Regions from separate parts of the Homo sapiens genome. Here region 1 is linked to region 2. The links are chromatin contacts, found by Hi-C in ENCODE. All regions are on one chromosome and are shown on one strand. Each heading gives the region's core, a stretch centred on a gene start or an enhancer-like site at or near the end of the contact. The rest is flanking DNA. Distances are from core to core; before and after follow the strand shown. Region 1 holds the start of TMEM236 (transmembrane protein 236). Region 2 holds the start of VIM (vimentin).

Region 1 (4,240 bases), core at 164-2,663, 520 kb after region 2:
GGACCTCAAGCACTTTCAGAACAGGAACTGCTGTCATTCATTCATCTTCACACCCTAACACATACTAAAATGCTCATTGTAAGTGCTCTAGTATGTTTTTCTTTTCTTTTTTTTTTTTTTTTTTTTGAGAAGGTGTCTTGCTCTGTTGCCTAGGCTGGAGTGCAGTGGCATGATCTCAGCTCACTGCAACCTCAGCCTCCTTGGTTGAAGTGATTCTTCTGCCTTAGCCTCCCAAGTAGCTGGATTACAGGCATGTGCCACCACGCCCCTCTAATTTTTGCTTTTTTTTTTTTTTTTTGAGACGGAGTTTCGCTCTTGTTGCCCAGGCTAGATTGTAATGGTGCAATCTCGGTTCACTGCAACCTCCGCACCTCCCAGATTCAAGCGATTCTCGTGCCTCAGCCTCCCAAGTAGCTGGGATTACAGGCATGCACCACCACACCCGTCTAATTTTGTATTTTTTTCGTTTTTTGTGCAGATGGGGTTTCACCATGTTGGTCAGGCTGATCTTGAACTCCTGACCTCAGGTGATCTGCCTGCTTCAGCCTCCCAAAGTGCTGGGATTACGGGTGTGGGCCACCGTGCCTGGCCTTAATTTTTGTATTTTTTAGTAGAGACGAGGTTTCACCATGTTGGCCAGGCTGGTCTCGAACTCCTGACCTCAGGTGATCTGCCCGCTTCAGCCTCCCAAAGTGCTGGGATTACAGGTGTGAGCCACCATGCCCGGTCTCAAGTATGTTTTTCAAAGGAAGGATATTCATGGAGACAATTGTCATTCTTTAAACATTTGATATGCATTTGAGCTAGTCACAGATAGCTGTTAATGTGTAAATCTTGATAACAGGCTTCTAATGTCACCATTTCAGTTTCCTGTGCAGCAAAACAAAAATAACATTAATTTGTGTTATATGGCAACTAATGCACAATAATGAATAAATATCTTAAGTATTAGGGAGAATCCTGGTTAGAGAGTTGATAAAGTGAATACAAACTCCCTTTTCAAGCACTTGAAAGGGAGGGATGGTTTTCCAAGATGAAGACTTAGGTTTGAGTATCTCCCTTTGCCTGAATTTGCTTTTATGTAAAAATAGAGGGTTGGATTCTATCTATTCCCCTTTAACTCTAAAATTATATTATTCCAGCAGTTTTACTTAACAAGAATTGACTATCACACAAATGGTTTTGTGCTAACGTTAGCAATAAACACCTTTTTAAAACCCTGCTTTTACCCATGCTCCCGGGCATGCTCTAAAGTTCATTTGACTTCTAATAATGGATGTGCAAATATGTTGAGTGATCACTTCCACAATGGTCCTGTTCCTTTAAGAGACCACGGTTGTTAAGTTAGGAGATCATTGAACCATATGAGGGTCAATAAAAGAATAAAAAGTCACTGGTTAGCGATTCGAGGACAAGGAACTTGATCCCAGTTCAGTGTCTGTGGGTCCATATGCTGCCCACAGTCAAAGAGGGAGTCCCAGGTTCTTGGCAGCTTGCTTTTCCTCAGGATGGCTTCTGGAAGGCTCATTAAGTTCGTGGTTTTTGAGCTCCTAGAGTTTGCCGCTTTCTCCATCCCCACACTCGTGATCACAGAACAGTTTGCCACCGCCTACCAAGGAACAAGGGCTAGATCTGACAACACACACTACTGGCTGATCATCTCCTGTTCTATTGCCTATGTTGCGTTAGTGACTCTACTGATCTGGGTTCCTGTAAAAGTTATCCTGCACAAGAAACGTTATATTTACAGAAAAATTAAAGGATGGTAAGTAAAAGAATTTTCTTTTTTTTCTTTTTGATTTGGAGTCTCGCTCTGTCACCCAGGCTGGAGTGCAGTAGGGCAGTCTTGGCTCACTGCAACGTCCGCCTCCTGGGTTCAAGTGATTCTCCTGCCTCAGCCTCCTGAGTAGCTGGGATTACAGTCGCACACCACCACACCTGGCTTATTTTTGCATTTTTAGTAGAGACGGGTTTTTGCCATGTTGGCCAGGCTAGTCTTGAACTCCTGACCTCAAGTGATCTGCCTGCCTCAGCCTCCCAAAGTACTAGGATTACAGGCAGAAGCCACAATGCCCGGCCTGTAGAAGAATTCTTTAGTAGGGAATCCCCATGATGCTGTCAAAGATACGTTTGTTTGTTTGTTTTTTTGTTTGTTGTTTGTTTTAACTTTAAAGTTCAGGGGTAAAAGCGCAGGTTTGTTACATAAGTTAACTTGTGTCATTAGGGGTTTGTTGTACAGATTATTTCACCGGCATGCACCACCATGCCCAGCTAAGTTTTGTACTTTTAGTAGAGACGGGGTTTTCATGTTAGCCAGGCTGGTCCCGAGCTCCTGACCTCAAATGATCCACCCATCTTGGCCTCCCAAAGTGCTAGGATTACAGGAGTGAGCCAACACGCCCAGCCTGTAAAAGAATTCCTTAGCAGGGAATCCCCGTGATGCTTTCAAAGATATATTTGTTTGTTTGTCTGTTGTTTGACTTTTAACTTTTAAGTGCAGGTTTGTTACATAGGTTAACTTGTGTCATGGGGATTTGTCGTACAGATTATTTCATCACCCAGGTATTAAGCCTAGTACCTATTAGTTGTTTTTCCTGATCCTCTCCCTCCCACCGTTCACCCTCTGGAAGGCCCCGGTGTGTGTTGTTCCCCTCTGTGTGTGCATGTGTTCTCATCATTTAGCTCCCACTTATAAATGAGAACATGTGGGATTTGGTTTTCTGTTCCTGCGTTAGTTTGCTAAAAGTAATGGCCTCCAGCTCCATCCATGTCCCTGCAAAGGACATGATCTTGTTCTTTTTCATGATTGCATAGCATTCGATAAAGTATATATGCCACATTTTCTTTATCCATTCTATCACTGATGGGCATTTAGGTTGGTTTCCTGTCTTTGCCATTGTGAATAGTACTGCAACGAACATACGGGTGCATGTGTCTGTATAATAGAATGATTTATATTCCTTTGGGTATATACCCAGTATTGAAATTGCTGAGTCGAATGGTATTTCTGTCTTTAGGTCTTTGAGGAATCACCACACTGTCTTCCACAATGGTTAAACTAATTTAGACTCCCACTAACAGTGTATAAGTATTCCTGAAAGATATGTTCTAACATACTGTGGGTAAGGATGTGAGCAGAGCGTAAGGATAGAATGTGACATTAATGGGAGGCTACAATTACTGCTTCTGTGAATGTATGGATATTATGGTATCTTCCTTAATTTTTCTACAGTCATTTATACTGAGTGATAATAACACATGAGATGGGTTAGTAAGACTGGAGTTTGTGCCAGTTCATGCTATTCTAAGTAGTAAATGTTGGACTTAATTCTCCTGGACACTAAATTACATAAACTTATCGGAGTGAGCTTACACAACTCATAATCAGAAGATGGTAATGTAGAATTTTAATTTTGCGTAAAACTGAAAGTAATGTCTATTTTTAATTATTTACATTGCATTTTGCAGGCTTACGTCATACTTTGACCATTAACTACGACTTTTAAAACAACTGGTTCCTTTAGACTTTTTATTTACTTATTTTTTATTTTGAGACTGGGTGTGGCTCTGTTGCCCAGGTTGGAGTGCAGTGGCGTGATCATTGCTCACAGCAGCCTCAACCTCCCCAGGGGGCTCAGGTGATCCTCCTACCTCGACCTCCTGAGTAGCTGGGACTACAGGTGCACACCACCACACCCGGCTACTTTTTTTGTGTTTTTTATAAAGATGAGGTTTTGCCACATTGCTCAGGCTGGTTCCAAACTCCTGGGCTCAAACAATCCACCCGTCTTGGCCTCCCAAAGTGCTGAGATTACAGGCGTGAGCTGCCAAAGCTGGCCTACTTAGACTTTAAAAATAAATAATTTACTGTGTTGGTAAATTCTGTTACCCTTGTAGGGGAGGAAAGTACTTCAATAACAATACAGAGATATTTTAAATAAATCAGGATTTAATGTTAATTTAACTAGCAGTTTAGCTAATGGGTATACTGATCCACATAAGGGTATTGAGAACAAATAGTCTCTGATATTAATGTATTTTTCCTTTTAGATCTTCAGATCTGATTCTTACTCATCTTGGACTTCTCTCTTTTCTTTAATAAGTTAATATAAGCTAATTTTTCTTTCATACTGATGTTTTATTTATTTATTTATTTATTTATTTATTTGAGACAGAGTTTCACTCTTATTGTCCAGGCTGGAGTGCAGTGGCACGATCTCAGCTCACTGCAACTTCCGCC
Region 2 (3,938 bases), core at 1,439-3,938:
CCCCTTCTTCCCACCCCTGCTAGTCATACAACCACAAGAAAATTGCTAGCCTGCATCTTAGGCTCCTCATTAGTGAAATGGATGATCAAGTCTATCTTGCAGGAGGGTGTGAGTGCATCAAGTTAAATTAAATATATACACAGTGTCTGTCATTCAGTTGGCATCGACATTACCTATTATACTATTTATTATTATTACCTGTATTTCCATGGATTTTAGGTTTTGCTATGGTTTTCATGCTCTCAGTGTACCCTCCTTCTTCTTTCTAACATTCCATCCAAACAGTCCTGCTAGATGCTGTTCTCTTGGCATGGCTAGCCAGCTTTCCCAAAGCCTCCATAGGCCACTAAGCTTCTGTCCACACGGCTGGCTGGTCCGTCAGTTTAAGTCACCCAATTCAACTGACATCATGACAGCTTGCAAATTCCAAAATCACTGTTGGTAATTTAGATGTGGTAGTGTTTATGCCTGGCCTATGAATTATACCACCACGTCTTTATTTATATGCAACTTGCATCATGCTGTGTTGAAAGCAGCTTCCCAGTCCAGCACTTGAAAATACTTCTCAGATAGGTTTTCATAGCAATTAAAAAATAAACACAAAACCCGGGAAAGCTATGTCTGTGTACCCAAAAGATACCTAAGAACACAGTAGCATAGAGAGCAGGCTGAGTTGTCTCACTCAAGGATGTGAGTTCAGATTCATTGATCTCCCTGACTGAAAACTATCACCCATTGATTGAGGCACTGTATATCTTATCTCAGAATGAAATGAATTCTTAAGTCTCATGAATTCTACATGAATGAATGAAAGTGTTTCTGCAACTTTCACTTCTCTTGCAGCCCACCAAAAACAATGGCATTTTCTAATAGGAAAAACACATTGAACGCTGTATATGTGCGTATGTATATGTGTGTGTAGTACATACATATACTTTATTTTGAGACAGGTTCTCACTCTGTTGCACAGGGTGGAGTGCAGTGGTGTGCACAGCCTACTGCAGCCTCAATTTCCCAGGCTCAAGCAATCCCCCTGCCTTAGTCTCCCAAGTAGCTGGGACCACAGGTGTGCACCATCACGCCTGGCTTTTTTTGGTTTCATATATATATGTTGCCTAAGCTGGTCTCAAACTCCTGATCTCAAGCAATCCTCCTGCTTTGGCCTCCCAAAGTGCTGGGACTACAGAACACCTACACTTTTATACATTCTATATGCATCAAACAAACATATGTCTGTGACAAGAGAGCAGCCTATCACAGCCCAGAGACTTCAGAATGGGGACAGGTTGGAAGGAGGAGCTACCTATCCCTGAGATGATGAAGAGGACCAGTGCCCATTCCAGGAGACATCACCGCAGCCCTGAGGAATCGGCTATGGGCACCAGCAGGGCACAGTGCCACACCTCGCCAATGCCTTGTCCTCCTTTTCCATAGTGAGTCAGTCAGCAAGCGTCGCATTGCCCTGGGATCGGCACTGCACGTAGAAGTGAGTTCCACACTCTCTTCCTCCCATAGGGAGATCACTTTTCTCATTCTAAGGGTTCCAGGCACACTCACAATGGTGGCATTTGCTGAGCAGTGGCTTGAATAAAGGGCTCTCAGAAAGCAAGATGTAACTCAGAGCATAGGCTTGTCCTCCAGGGCACCCAGCCCCAGGAATGCTCTTGGGGAATGACCTGCAGCCTCCCAGTGAAAGAGAGAATAAAAGAAAGCCCCAGCAGGCGAGCTGGGCAGTAGAGAGTCCTGTAATTCCACCTTGGCAAGCACCATTTGCAAGAACGAACTGGGATAAGGTAAACAAAATATTGCCTAAAAGAGGCTTGTCCAAAGAAGTCAGAATACGCTCTTCATTTACCTCTAAATTATGTTTCTTAAATACCAAGTAACCTGCAGTACCCCCTGCCGCCACCAAAAAAAAAGAGAGAAATACTTTTTTTTCTCCTATCCACTGCAGAATCAATTTTACAGTGGTTCTGCAGTTAATCCTTTCAGTACACCATAAATCTAAATACTCAAAAAAACCTGTGCCTTTTCAATTGCTACTAAATCACGAGAAGACTGATTTACATAGTCTCCTTTTATCTCCCTTGGCGGGTAAGTACTCAGCTCTGCTCGTTACTAATATTGAAACAACAGCCCTTGAATTGAGTGATTTCCCTAGAAAGGTTAAGGTGACCGAATCTGAACACTCCCTCCATGTCTTGGACACGAAGTTTTTTGCTGCGTAGACAGTTTTATCCCCCTCACCCCAAGGTCAATTGCACGAATTCTTTTGGAAAACAGGACCTATGGCATTTCCCAGACAAATCACCGTGAACCCTGTACTGTGCATTGCTGTCCTAAAATTAACACATAAATCTATTGCCGCCAAAGATTCTGTCATTTGTGTTACATAATTGCCTTTCATTTGAACTCATTAATCAAATTGGGGTTTTTAAGCAACACCTAATTAATTCTTTAACTGGCTCATATTATACCTTTAATGACTTCCACCAGGGTAAAAACCACTGATCACTGAGTTCTATTTTGAAACTACGGACGTCGAGTTTCCTCTTTCACCCAGAATTTTCAGATCTTGTTTAAAAAGTTGGGTGTGGTTTCATGGGGGGAGGGGGAAGAGCGAGAGGAGACCAGAGGGACGGGGGCGGGGACTCTGCAAGAAAAACCTTCCCGGTGCAATCGTGATCTGGGAGGCCCACGTATGGCGCCTCTCCAAAGGCTGCAGAAGTTTCTTGCTAACAAAAAGTCCGCACATTCGAGCAAAGACAGGCTTTAGCGAGTTATTAAAAACTTAGGGGCGCTCTTGTCCCCCACAGGGCCCGACCGCACACAGCAAGGCGATGGCCCAGCTGTAAGTTGGTAGCACTGAGAACTAGCAGCGCGCGCGGAGCCCGCTGAGACTTGAATCAATCTGGTCTAACGGTTTCCCCTAAACCGCTAGGAGCCCTCAATCGGCGGGACAGCAGGGCGCGGTGAGTCACCGCCGGTGACTAAGCGACCCCACCCCTCTCCCTCGGGCTTTCCTCTGCCACCGCCGTCTCGCAACTCCCGCCGTCCGAAGCTGGACTGAGCCCGTTAGGTCCCTCGACAGAACCTCCCCTCCCCCCAACATCTCTCCGCCAAGGCAAGTCGATGGACAGAGGCGCGGGCCGGAGCAGCCCCCCTTTCCAAGCGGGCGGCGCGCGAGGCTGCGGCGAGGCCTGAGCCCTGCGTTCCTGCGCTGTGCGCGCCCCCACCCCGCGTTCCAATCTCAGGCGCTCTTTGTTTCTTTCTCCGCGACTTCAGATCTGAGGGATTCCTTACTCTTTCCTCTTCCCGCTCCTTTGCCCGCGGGTCTCCCCGCCTGACCGCAGCCCCGAGACCGCCGCGCACCTCCTCCCACGCCCCTTTGGCGTGGTGCCACCGGACCCCTCTGGTTCAGTCCCAGGCGGACCCCCCCCTCACCGCGCGACCCCGCCTTTTTCAGCACCCCAGGGTGAGCCCAGCTCAGACTATCATCCGGAAAGCCCCCAAAAGTCCCAGCCCAGCGCTGAAGTAACGGGACCATGCCCAGTCCCAGGCCCCGGAGCAGGAAGGCTCGAGGGCGCCCCCACCCCACCCGCCCACCCTCCCCGCTTCTCGCTAGGTCCCTATTGGCTGGCGCGCTCCGCGGCTGGGATGGCAGTGGGAGGGGACCCTCTTTCCTAACGGGGTTATAAAAACAGCGCCCTCGGCGGGGTCCAGTCCTCTGCCACTCTCGCTCCGAGGTCCCCGCGCCAGAGACGCAGCCGCGCTCCCACCACCCACACCCACCGCGCCCTCGTTCGCCTCTTCTCCGGGAGCCAGTCCGCGCCACCGCCGCCGCCCAGGCCATCGCCACCCTCCGCAGCCATGTCCACCAGGTCCGTGTCCTCGTCCTCCTACCGCAGGATGTTCGGCGGCCCGGGCACCGCGAGCCG

Evidence for each region. A loop is a pair of places that touch in the nucleus more often than their neighbours do. Pooled maps may share reads with other maps.
Region 1: a pooled map shows a loop between it and region 2 (2.1-fold over the local background). The contact joins the promoter of TMEM236 here to the promoter of VIM in region 2. A Hi-C loop is called at or near these places in 2 of 37 single-sample maps with no recorded cell type and 4 of 50 pooled maps.

Annotation. Positions count from the first base shown.
Region 1 is chr10:17,750,788-17,755,027 of GRCh38, forward strand. TMEM236 (transmembrane protein 236) reads left to right here and starts at 1,414. Exons shown (of 4, transcript NM_001098844.3): 1 at 1,414-1,765. The coding sequence starts at 1,509.
Region 2 is chr10:17,225,553-17,229,490 of GRCh38, forward strand. VIM (vimentin) reads left to right here and starts at 2,689. Exons shown (of 10, transcript NM_003380.5): 1 at 2,689-2,972; 2 at 3,724-3,938. The coding sequence starts at 3,871. It overlaps VIM-AS1 (VIM antisense RNA 1), which reads right to left. Exons shown (of 3, transcript NR_108061.1): 1 at 3,793-3,938. RefSeq lists a silencer at 1,168-1,382.